2 separate regions of the Homo sapiens genome follow, and region 2 is linked to region 1. A link is a contact called in ENCODE Hi-C data. All regions are on one chromosome and are shown on one strand. The core of a region is the stretch at or near the end of the contact, and the rest is flanking DNA. Distances in the headings are between cores, read along the strand shown.

Region 1 (6,046 bases), core at 1,321-3,820:
TTAAAAAGCTCACTGCTGATCGTAGAAAATTTGCTTTAATTAATTAAGTATCTGGGATTATTCTTTGAAAACAGATGACCATAATTTTTTTTAAAGAAGAGTGACTTATTTTGTCTTATTCTTAAGTAAAGTGTGCCAATTAAACCTGTGTGGCCTATATAAATGAAGTTAATAACTTCATAGTAAGAATAAATAGGTTTAACTAATGTGATAGTTTTCTAAAAGGAGATTGTTTGAAGACAACTATTATGTAACTGAGGGAAAAGCAACTTAACTGTATGTGATTGTGAATGAGAAAGTTTTGTGCTATGTGGGTCATTTATCTAGACATTGCTGTGGTGAATACCAGTTATGTTTGATTTTATTCTCAAATCATTAGTTGCCTTTTTTTTTTTTTTTTTTTTTTTGCTTTCTAGGAAGAAAACAATCTTTTTTATCTAGAAGGAAAGATACTTTGTGTTTTCATTTTTAGCCATTTGAAGTTTTTAATTTATTGCCCCCAGTGTGTTAGCTGCTCTAATTTCAAACTAATACTTTTCTAATTTTTTTCAAATTAAATAAGTAAAAAATACAAAAACAGAACCATTCAAACAGATTCAGTGGTGTAACTCAATACATGGTCATTTTTATTCTCATATTTTCAGGTAAGTGAAAGGGAAATGCGACCATTTAGAGGGTAAGAAATAGGGTTTTGTTTTTGTTCATTGTTTTGTTTTAAGTCTATGAACTAGCTAATTATAAAGGAGGTAGTATAAAAACTCTTCATTAGTAATTAATTTATCAATAACTCATATCCGTTACTTGCTCAGTGACATTCAGAACTATTGCGTCTAGTACTGAAATGGGGAAAGAAATCTCTTCACTAAAGGAGTTGGCTTTAAGTTAGTCTTGGTGATAATAAATGTTGAAATACAAGTATCAGTATAAAAACTGGATTACTGGTATCACTGTTTAGGCATTGTAATACTTTAAATGTTATCTTTTTTTCTAAATCAGAGGGAAAAAAATGTTGTGAAATAACAGTCCTTCCCAAGGGAAACACTGTGTACTTGGAGAAATGATTGATTTATTATTGGCATGCTTAGTTTTAAACCTGAGTTTGCCAACTGTATGTTTTTTAATTAGAAATAAAATAAATCTTCTGATGGTGGGGGAAAAAGTAAGCTTAATAACAGATGTTATCCGTCTATGGGTTATTCCAGTTGCTACTATTTAAATCCTGGCAGATTAAGACATCCATATCTCAAACTAAGTCATCTCTTAGACATTGGAAGTTAAAGTAGCATATATATAATGGCTTTAGGACTATATAAAAAGCCCAAATTGTTTTTTCTGTATCACCAAGAAAGGTTAGAAGGCAATAAAGGTAGTAACAGTGATTTTATTCATAAATGTTAGAGAAAAATTCCAATCTAAAAGTATTTCATAAGGCTAAATATTTTCTAACTCCTGATAATTTAATACCATAAGATTATAAATTTTAGTATGCTTCTAATTGATACACTTGTGGGAGACTTTCTTGTGAAACTTTATGGACTAGTAAATGTTCACATTCCACAGCAACTGAATTGACCAGAAAATAGCAGCCCAGTGTGAATTGTGGAGAAACTATTTCTAACTTTTCTAAATAGTTATTTACAAGAAAAGCATTTATCGATTAAATAAATTATAAGCAATATTTCACATATACACTTTATTCCTTAACAGGAGCGATGTAATGAGGGAAAATACGAAGTCCGAAATCTCAAAAAGCTCTGTTACCTACTCTATACTTGTCTCCTTCCCGCCCCCTAATTTTGTGGCATTTTTTTTTTAGAAGGTAGGAGGAGGAGCTTTATTTTGAGCATCTGTGTACAAATGAGATTAATCAGATCATATGGCCTAATTTAACCTGTTTATCATTTCAGTGTTTTTAGATTTGATCTATAATATATATGTGTTATTAGATCTTTAGTTATTTATATTTAATCTAAATTCATATAGAAATCTTGCTGACAGTGGTATATAATTTGAAAACTGTTGGACCTGATCATTTTTGAGAGACAGTTAATGAGGAGGTGCTCTGGAATCAGATGACCTGGGTTTAAATCCCAGATTTGCCAGTTCAGCAGCATGATCTTGGACCCTAACTCTGCCGTGGATAAAATAAGGGTAAAACCTAACACACAGGGTTTAGGATTAAATGAGATAATACAGATAAAGCACTTAGGATAGTACCTGGAATACAGCAAATTTCAAATTATAGGTTCTTTATAATGATCATAAAATTATTTTTGTAATTAAAACCTCTCTTCTACAACAGAAAGAGGTCTTAACAGTTTAACCTCAGGGAAAATGATGACAACAGTGTTGTTTTCTAATCTCCCCATAAGAATACAGAGCAACTAGGATAGCCACAGACACTATTACAACGCTAGATGACAAGGTATCTCTATGAACTTCAAAATACAACTAAGTGAGGACAAACCACTGAACCACATAGTTTCAGTATCTGTGGGAGGAAGTAGAAGGAAGGCAGCTGGTTTCTGACAGCTCTGCAAATTGGAGAACTACAACACTGCCCACAGTTTCTCAACTACAAAGTGCAGCGGGCCAATCTAAGAACAGACACTGAAACTGGGAAGTGACTACAGAATCTCATTTGCAGATGAATGTTAAAGCAATATGATAAGGTCTGCTGATTGCATTAGAGCTGTCTGGGTTTTACGCTGTGTACCTCTTGAAGCTTATGAGACAAAGCCCAGCACTGAGGACAAACTTCTAGAATTAGAATCCAAATGGGCAGGATGGGTAAAATAGGACAAAGGAAAGAAGATCTAGATAAGTATTGGGAAGAAAGGCCAAGACACAGAGACATTATATATGTGTATTTTCATATATATATATATTCTTTTAAATCACTGTGAAAATGGGAGCTCTAAGGCTGTGAAGTCATCCTAGAGCCACTCCTTCCTCCTAAAAGTACAGAAAAACTCATTTCAGTTAAGGGGAAAAAAAGAGTAAGTGAGCCAGGATTACAGTCCAACTCCAGTCAAAGTTAGTATAAGAAATAAGAGAATAAATAGATCAACATCCTCACAGACAATGAAAGCACACCGGAAGGACATGACCACAAGACAGATAAAAACCTAATATTTGCCAAAAAATAAAATGCAAATATGACAGGAAATTTATATTAATTAGTACAGTTATCAATAAAAGTAGGAAAAGGGGAAAATTAACCAAGTACCAAACACTTGGAGTAAAAAGCAAAATAAAGCAGAAGGAAGGAATTAATAAAAGCAAAAAAGAATTACTAGTAGAAAACCAAAACAATAGAGGCAATAATAAATCCAAGTTGGTGATGGGTAGTGCGGGGAGTTGAGTCAGATAAACTACCAGCTAACCTATTTAAGAAAAAAAGGAGGAAGCACAAATACAAAAATTTAAATGACAAGGGGGAAATAGTAAAACAGGAAATTTGTTTAAATTGACTATTTTGAGCAATTTTACACAATAAATTCAAAAACTATTTTGAGAAAAATGCAAATTGCCAAAATTTACTCTAGGTAGATAAAGTCACAACAAACCAATTACCGTAGAAGAAACAAATAGTTAAAAGTACCCCTTACCAAAAGAAGCATCAAGCCCAGATTGTTTCAAGGGGATTTCTACCAAACCTTTTAAGATTAAATAATCCCATTCTTGCTTAAACAATTGCAGAGACTAGGAAAAGAATCTTGAACCTCAAAGTGCCAAAAAAAGAAAAAAAACAAATAAAGAAAAACTCCTGAATTCATTTTATAAAATGAATGTAATAGCATTGATTCAAAAACCTGACAAAGATGGTACCAAAAAGAAAATATAGAGCAATCTCATGAATATTAATAAAAAGTTTTAATGATAACATTAGCAAACAATCCAACAGCACTTTCAAAAGGTAATCATGACTAAGTTGGGTTTATTGTAAGAATGCAAGGGTAGTTCAATACTAGATAATCTGTTACTATTCATATTAAGAGTTAAAAAATATCTTCATCTTTGCAGAAAAGACATGATAGAATTGAGCACTCACTTATGTTAACTATACTAAGTAGAAATTGATGAATAATCTATTAACATTGTACCTCTACCTAAAAGCCAGCATCTTAAATTTCAAAGCAAAGGAGACTTTCCAGCTGAAGTCAGGAACAAGACATGCCCACTAACTCCTCTGCTACTTAACAATGTGTTGAGAGTTATAGCCAATGAAGTTAGACAAAATAAAGACGTGAATTGGAAAGGAAGAGGTAAAACTATTTGCAGATATGAATATGTATCTAGAAAGCCCAAAGGAACTTGTTGAAAAACTAAACAATAAAAGAACTTAGTAAAGTAGCTATTAAATACAATTTACATAAAAATATCAGTAGGCTTCACCAGACACAAGTGCATACTTTGATTCCATTTCGGTGAAGTTCAAAACAGACAGCATCTATGTATGGTGTCAGAAATCAGCACCCTCTTTCAGTCACTACCTCTCTTCCCAAAGGTAAGTGCTGTCAAAATTACCATCAATTAGTTTTGTCTGTTTTTGAATTTTATATGAGTGGAACCATATAGTATACATTATTTTTCAACTGGCTTTAACTCAGTAGGACTGAAAGAGGGTACAAGGGAGACTCTGCGGTGCTGGTAATGTTCTGTTTCATGATCTAGGTGCTGGTTACGTAGGTGCATTCACCTTATGAATATTTATCAAGCTGTATATGATTTGTGCACTTTTCTGTATGTATAATTATAGCTCAGTAAAAATGTTTACTAAAAAGAGTAACAAGACTATATATATATATATATATATATATATGTATGTATATGCAAACCTAAACTAGTTAGAAGATACTTGAAGAGAAGACCACCTTTGTGATAGCAAAAGTAAAAAGAAAACTTAATGTGTAAATTTAAGACACATCTAAAATCTGTATGAGGAAAACTAAAAAAACTCTTGAGAGGCAAAAATGTAGATTCCACCAAATGGAAAGATACATGATATTCTTAGATAGACAACATCAAAACATGTCTTTCCCCACTTAGGTTCATTTATAAATTCAGTGCCATTCCAATAAAAATTATATTGTTATTTGAGAGAACATACTAGAATAACCATGGAAACTGAAAAGAATTAGAGGGGACCAGCCATATCCGACACTAAAACATACTCTAAATCCTCCATGGCAGAAGCTATCAGAATTTTTTAAAGTGTGCACACTTTTTGGCCCAGATACTCTCTATCTATAGATTTAGCATAAAGAAACATGCAAATAGGCAATGATACATTTTCAAGGATCTCACAGCCACATTTTTGTAATTGTGAAAAATAAGACACATTATGATACATTTATGTAACTCAATACTATGCAACTGTTAAAGTATGGATATTGGAAGGCATTCGTAATGTTGAATAAATGAAAAGTTTTGTATTGGCACATAAATAGGAAGTCCAATGGAACAGAAGAGGAATTCCAGAAATAGACTCAGTGGCATTTAGAATACAGTAAAGGCAGCATCTCAAGTTAGTGAGAAAATGAACTTTTAAGTAAGTGCTATTGAGATTACTGGTGCTTAATTATTCAGATATTTACAATTTTAAAAAATATATAGCTTATTTCACTTTGAACCTTTTTTTAAAATGGTCATTTAGTTTTATAATTTAAAGAAAAATGATAGTTCTCTCCCCATCCCAGCCTATACTATACCCACAGCCTATACTTCCTGGAGGTAAACACCACTGTTGCATACATCTTTCAGACCTTTAATCTCTGTATATAGAGATATAGAAATAGAGAATATTCTTTAAATATCTGAACATTTAAGTATTACTCATCCCAATACAATATATACTTATACAAATAGATATATGTATGTATACTATACATAAAGATCTGAGGTACTAAATATTCCATGGTTTTTTTTCATTCAACAATGTATTATGAATGCCTTTCAATAGCCATACTTTAATAGTTGCATAGTATCACGTTGCATAAACATATTAGGTCAGTGCATAAGTAATTGCACTTTTTACCATTTT
Region 2 (6,046 bases), core at 1,470-3,969, 360 kb before region 1:
TTGCTTTCAGCTACCTACTCAAACTACAGGTTTAAATCAAGAAAATTGTTTTTTTCTATTATTTGTAGGGGACCTCTACAAACTAGCTCCTTCCGGAGGTTTTCCATGTATATATTGGACAGGACACATAACAAGCTTTACAGATTTCTGTATATTTTATGTGTATTTATAAATAATGCTATCACATTAAAATGTTCTAAAATTAGATTGCAGTGCTGGTTGCACAACTCTGCACATATACTAAAAACTGTTGAGTTGTATACTTGAAATGGGTAAATTTTATGGTATGTAAAATATATCTCAATAAAGAACCTAAAAAATACTCTCGAGCAAAGATGACAATAAAATGCTACAGTGATTTGGAAACATGATTTAGCAATGACTAGTAATGTTGAAGATGGGCATATCTTATGAATCTAGCAATTCTACCTCTGGATTTGTATCCCAAAGAAACTCTCTCACAGGTACCCAAAGAAGCACGAGTGAGAAGGATGCCTATGCAGCATTCTTTGTAATAGGTAAATAATGGGAAACAATCTAAATGTCCATCAGTAGGAGGATGCAGGAATACATTATGGCAGGTTCATGAAATCAATACTATAGGGCATTAAAAATAACTAGGAAACCTACATATGTGAATATGGGTAAATTTCTAAAATGTAATATGTGGGAGAAGTAAATTATAGAATAATATGGATAATTTGATAACATTTATATAAAGTTTTAAAACGTACAAGACAGCTCTGTATTTTTAATGGGTACTTACATTGGTGATGGTATATTATTTTCCATGCTCTCCTGTATGTTTGAAAAAGTTCATAATTATTTTTTAAATTAGCATTCACTTGTAGTCATGTTAAGTGCTGTAGATGTTTCCTACACGTGCAATGATTTGAGGAACTAAAAAAAGATGAAGACTGTCAATGGGTAGAGAAATATATGCTTGTAATAATACGTTTCATTTTTTATCACCTACTGTGTTTGGCACTTAACTTACATTATCTCCAGTGTTCCCCAGATTCCTACAAGGTTAGTCATACAGTGTCCAATACTGGGCCAAGAAACAGATGCTGGAAATGTAATATACCCAAGATCACAGGCTGGTAGAGGATGGAGTCATTGAAATATTCAGTGGTCTGGCTCCAAAGCCTTGTGGGTCTTAGGCTTCATAATTGTGCTTCTCAATGTACCTGTCTGCTTTTCTCATGGTGGAGAAATTAGGAGAGGCCAGTAGTACAAAGAGAAAACCATAACAAGTTCATGGTGAGGTTGCCATAATTCTAGTCTTCTTTGCCTAGTATGCACAACTCATGACAGAGAGTCTCAGGAACTATGCGTCCTAATTCCACTGTGCTGCTGTGGAGCTAACTTTTCTAATCTTCACTTTCCTCCAGAAGACTCAAAGTATTGCAGTAGCTGATTTCTAACATTTTCTAGCTGTGTGATTTTTTTCTGAGCTCTAAAAACTAAGGTCTCTGCCCATTCTAAAATGCTTCCCTTCTTTTGTTGTACTTTCTTCACTTCAGCTTTTGAACAAGCATCACTAAGCACTATTTTGTCACAAACTCCATGACCTTTGGAAATGGAAATGATGCTCTCTTAGTAAGCCCTGTCTGTGTCTAGGGAGAGAGGAGGATGTCAGTGTCTTTTAGCTCTGAACAAGAAGTCCACTATGTCTGGCATGATAATTTAAAGGGTCGCCAAATACTCTTGTTTTGTTTTGCTTTATGTAGTTTATTTGCTCATACTAGATGACACATATGTTAAATGAAACACTGCTTTGATTTAGAGGGAGGAGGAAAAATGGGGTACATAATAAGTGGGACTAGTGTTTATTTCAGGAAAAATGTGTTGCTTAGCTCCTGTATGCATATAATCATGTGCATCTTTTCTGTGTTTCAGAACAAAGATGTTGTTCAGCAATATAGGAAACATTAACAAAGGGAAACGAATGCAGACATTTACATACACTGTGATTTGTGAGTTTCAGGGTGGGATAGATCTAGCAAAAATTATGTTTAATGCTTAGATTTTATGTAAAACTACTGTGATATTGAATGCCGTATGTTTTGATTAGAGTACAGCCTGTGCAGCCCCATTATTTGGGTTCAATTTTAGTTGTACATTTATTTGTTGGGTAACTTTGGTCAAATTTAGTTAACCTTTCTATACTTTCAATTTGTAAAGTAGAAATCATAGGAATGACTACCTCAGAGGTGTTCTGGAAAGTAAGTGATTTAATAGAGATACAGTACTTAGGACAGGGGGAGTAAGGCATTCTTAGAAGTCGCTTTCATCCTGACCTTGCCTATTATTCAAGGCTGACTGCTAAGAGACTAGTTAAGCAATTAGATCCAGATCTTGATAGTTGCCCTATTTTTCCCCTTCAAGGCCATATGTGTTACTTTCCTCTAATACATTTGCCTAAAGCCAAAGAACAATCCATCTACCACTTAAGAATACATTTATTGCTTTTAACTTAAAAAAAAATTAAAGAAAAGATCTCTGTAAGGATGAGCTCCATCTTATGGTAGGCTTCATCTATACTGCCTCCTTCTTGTCGTAGTGGCTGCTGCAGTCAGGCATCCAGTCACTGGTGCACAGCTGAGAGAAAACTCAGGGCTGGTGTTCTGAAGCGGGTGACATAAGGATCTCTAATCACTGACCCAGCGACTCCAATACTGTCTTTGTTTCCCTGAGTTTTATATTTGCCCAGAACTGGAAAGCTCCCAGCCATTCATTCACTGGTCAGTTCTGTGTGTGTGCTATAGTAGCTACTCTGTTGCCAGCAACAAGAAGAAGGAGGTGAGGAGAGCTCTAGGCCTGATTTTCACCGCCAAAGAAATTCTGGCACTGGTTAGTGCTCTGCTGCGTGGTTGGCATGGAGACTAGAGAATTCAGGCTACCTAACAATTGAGGACTTAGGGGAACAATAGGTCCTGGTTATTTTCTTAGCCTTTTGCTGAGATATTTCCTTTATTCTTCTTTGGACTGCCCCATTAGGACCCAAGCTATTTCTTGTGGTTGTAAGGGCCTACTCAACTTAAAACATTTAATTCAGTTCTATTTAATTTTTAAAAATAGTTAATATATTCAAATGCCTCGAAATTCAAAGAGTACAATGCAGCAACCTTGTTTCCATTCTCAAAGCCATTTACTATTACAAGCTTCTTATGAGTTCTGCCAAGATGCCTTATGCATATACAATCAATAACATATGTACATATATACAAATCTACCCATCCCCATCTATCTCAGAGGTCATCCGATACCAATGCATGAAGAGCTTCTTCATTTTGTTCTTACTGACTGCCTAGTACTCAGTTGTTTCAATGTATCATAACTTATTTTAACCAGTACCCATTGATGGATGGCCCTTTATATTGTTTCCAGTCTCTCGATACTACAGCGCCCCTGTAACAAGCAACCATGTATGTGTGAAATTTTGCACATGTATAAATGAATATATCAGTAAGATAAAAGCCTAGAAGTGAACTTGCTGGGTTAAGAGCATGTGGATATGAAATTTCTACAGATACTCCACAAAAGTTGCATCAGTTTACATTCCCAGCAGCATTATGTGAAAGTGCCTGTTTTCCCAGAGCCTTAGAAGAGTGTGTCACCAAACTTTCCCAATCTAAAGGTAAAAAACAGTGTCTCACCAAAGTTTTAATTGGTGTTTTTTAAGATGTGAAGTTGAACATCTTTTCATATGTTCAAGAGCTGTTGGTATTCCCTTTTGTGTGAAATATCTGTATATGCCCTTTGCCCAAGTTTCTATTGGATTATTAGTCTTTATATAACTATTATATGAATAGGAGCTCCTAAGAATAGGATCTCTTTATATGTTGGGTAAATTAGCCCCCGTCTGTGTTTTGCAAATATTTTTCACAGTGCGGGTTTAGATTTGCTTATGGTAATTTTTTTACCCGTGGAGATATTTTGTATTTGTAAGTAGCAGAATTTATCAGTTTTTCTTTTATCTGAGTTTTTTCCTAAGCTTTATAATATGCTTTAGTATCTGAGAAAGCTTGTTTACCCTTATTGTTCTTCATTTTCAAAATTTTCTACTTCTGTGCTTGCTTGTTTACTATTGCATATGACTGAAATATAAATTTTATATATTAATATAAATATGCTTATATTGCTATAAAAATCCTTTTATTAGGGCTGCATTCCATTTACAGCTTAGCTTGGAGATTTGATATATTTATGTTGCTGTGTCTTTCCATCTAGGGACATCTTATGCCAAAGGGCAACACAGATGTGCCATCTCTGGGTGCTTTTAACAAAAATGCCAAGCTTTTGTATATGTTATGTGTGCCAAGTGTTTAAAGCAGGCCTTGCACTAGTGCACCAACAGTTTTTACTTTATGACTTGAGCAAAACATTTTGACATTGTATTATGGCTATGTCTCTAAAGTTAATAGTAAACATTTTTAATTTAAAAATATTAAGAACCTTAAAAATATATATTTTAATAATTCCCTTCCAAAGCCAGAAAATTAGAGATATGAAGAAAGCATTGTATACATGTGCTTATATTATTTTTAGCATAATAACAAAAATTAGAAATGATGTAAATGCCCACAGGTGAAGATTTGGTTAAATTACAGTAATCCTTATCTTGAAATGCATTTCAGTGATTCAACTTTTTAAAATAAATATTTATTGACATAAAAATTCCAGCTATAATGTTAAGTAATAGTACAAGAAACCAAAAATATATTTAGTATGGCTTGAATTCATTTTAAAAAGTTGAATGTATATATTACCTATGCTTTGAAAAAAGACAAGAAGGCAGTAAACTAAAATGTTAGTATTAGCCATCTACAAGGGTTGGATTGTGGACAATTTTTTTTTCCTTCCGTTTTGTTGTACTTTCCAACTTTTCTACAAGTAACAGTAATTTTATATCTAAATAATGAAATTCTAAAAAATTAGCTGCATAACAAGGTTGGGTTTGAATGACATTTATAAGAGGTATATTGGTAGTTTAAAAACACAATATTTTCCCAAATCAGAGCAGCCTACAAATGCTGGATGTTTTCTTCATTTTATTTATGATACAGCCACTCTTCCTAAAGAAACTCTTATTGAAATTATAGATTCATTAATGAATGACTGATATGTAAAAATATAACTTTAAAAATAGTGGCTTGTAGAATTATTTTAAAGAAGCAAAATAGTAAAATTAAGTGTGCATAGTTGGAAAGAAATTATTGGACAGTTTTATTATTTGCCAGTAGCATGACTATACACCTGTTGTGAAACAAAACAAAGTAACAAAAAAGAGAAATCATCCATTGTAATTTTACTGTCAAAGAAAGCTTTAACCACCTATAAATTAGCAAAAAGAAAAGTTAATTCTATGATTGTGATATGGATGATAAGCAGATGAGGACATCAATATGTCTGCCCTGTTTTGACTGCCACTGAAATATCTATTTCAGCTAGAACAGTATCTGCTTCCCACAGTGTATTTATTTGCTCTCAGGGTGAGTATTATAAGCCAGCTGCTATTAATCCTGTGCTGAGGAGTTATGTTTCCTACCCTCAGACACAAGGAAACTCGAGAATTTGAAATCAAATTTAAGAAATGCACATTTCTTTTAAGTTTGGTTTTATTTGAAAGGTTTCTAGAAAGCATTTTCCTCTTATTCCAAGAAGTATTTTATTGCTGAATTTTAAAATGTTATTCCTGAACTTTTAAAGTATTTCAGTTTTTAATACCCATGGATTTTTCTGGAGACTTGGACAATGAACTACTTTGAACTGAGAATTTGTTGACATCTTACTATAAATTTTAATGAATGAAAGTACACCAAGGTTTAAAATGAAAGAAAGAGGTTTATATAATAGTAGCCCTTCATTTTGGAGTTTGGGGAGAATAAAAAAAACTTTTTTTTTTTTTAATATATAGCTGTTGGCCAGGTGTGGTGGCTCACGCCAGTAATCCCAGCACTTTGGGAGGCCGAGGCGGGAGGATCACATGAGGTCGGGAGTTCGAGACCAGCCTGACCAACATGGAGTAACCCTGTCTCTA

What was found. A loop is a pair of places that touch in the nucleus more often than their neighbours do. Pooled maps may share reads with other maps.
Region 2: a loop to region 1 is called in a map with no recorded cell type, with 8 times the contacts of the local background. The contact joins two enhancer-like sites. A Hi-C loop is called at or near these places in 7 of 37 single-sample maps with no recorded cell type and 3 of 50 pooled maps.

The regions. Positions count from the first base shown.
Region 1 is chr5:115,205,960-115,212,005 of GRCh38, reverse strand. PGGT1B (protein geranylgeranyltransferase type I subunit beta) reads left to right here. Exons shown (of 9, transcript NM_005023.4): 9 at 1-6,046. Among named protein-coding and RNA genes, the nearest start is that of TRIM36, 39 kb to the right of the region's middle. RefSeq lists a silencer at 2,638-2,747. Within about 2 kb of position 2,570, at least 6 of the 41 ENCODE cell types and tissues checked have a DNase peak (open chromatin) inside an H3K27ac peak, as active enhancers do.
Region 2 is chr5:115,568,309-115,574,354 of GRCh38, reverse strand. No RefSeq gene overlaps it. Among named protein-coding and RNA genes, the nearest start is that of FEM1C, 27 kb to the right of the region's middle. Within about 2 kb of position 2,719, at least 3 of the 41 ENCODE cell types and tissues checked have a DNase peak (open chromatin) inside an H3K27ac peak, as active enhancers do.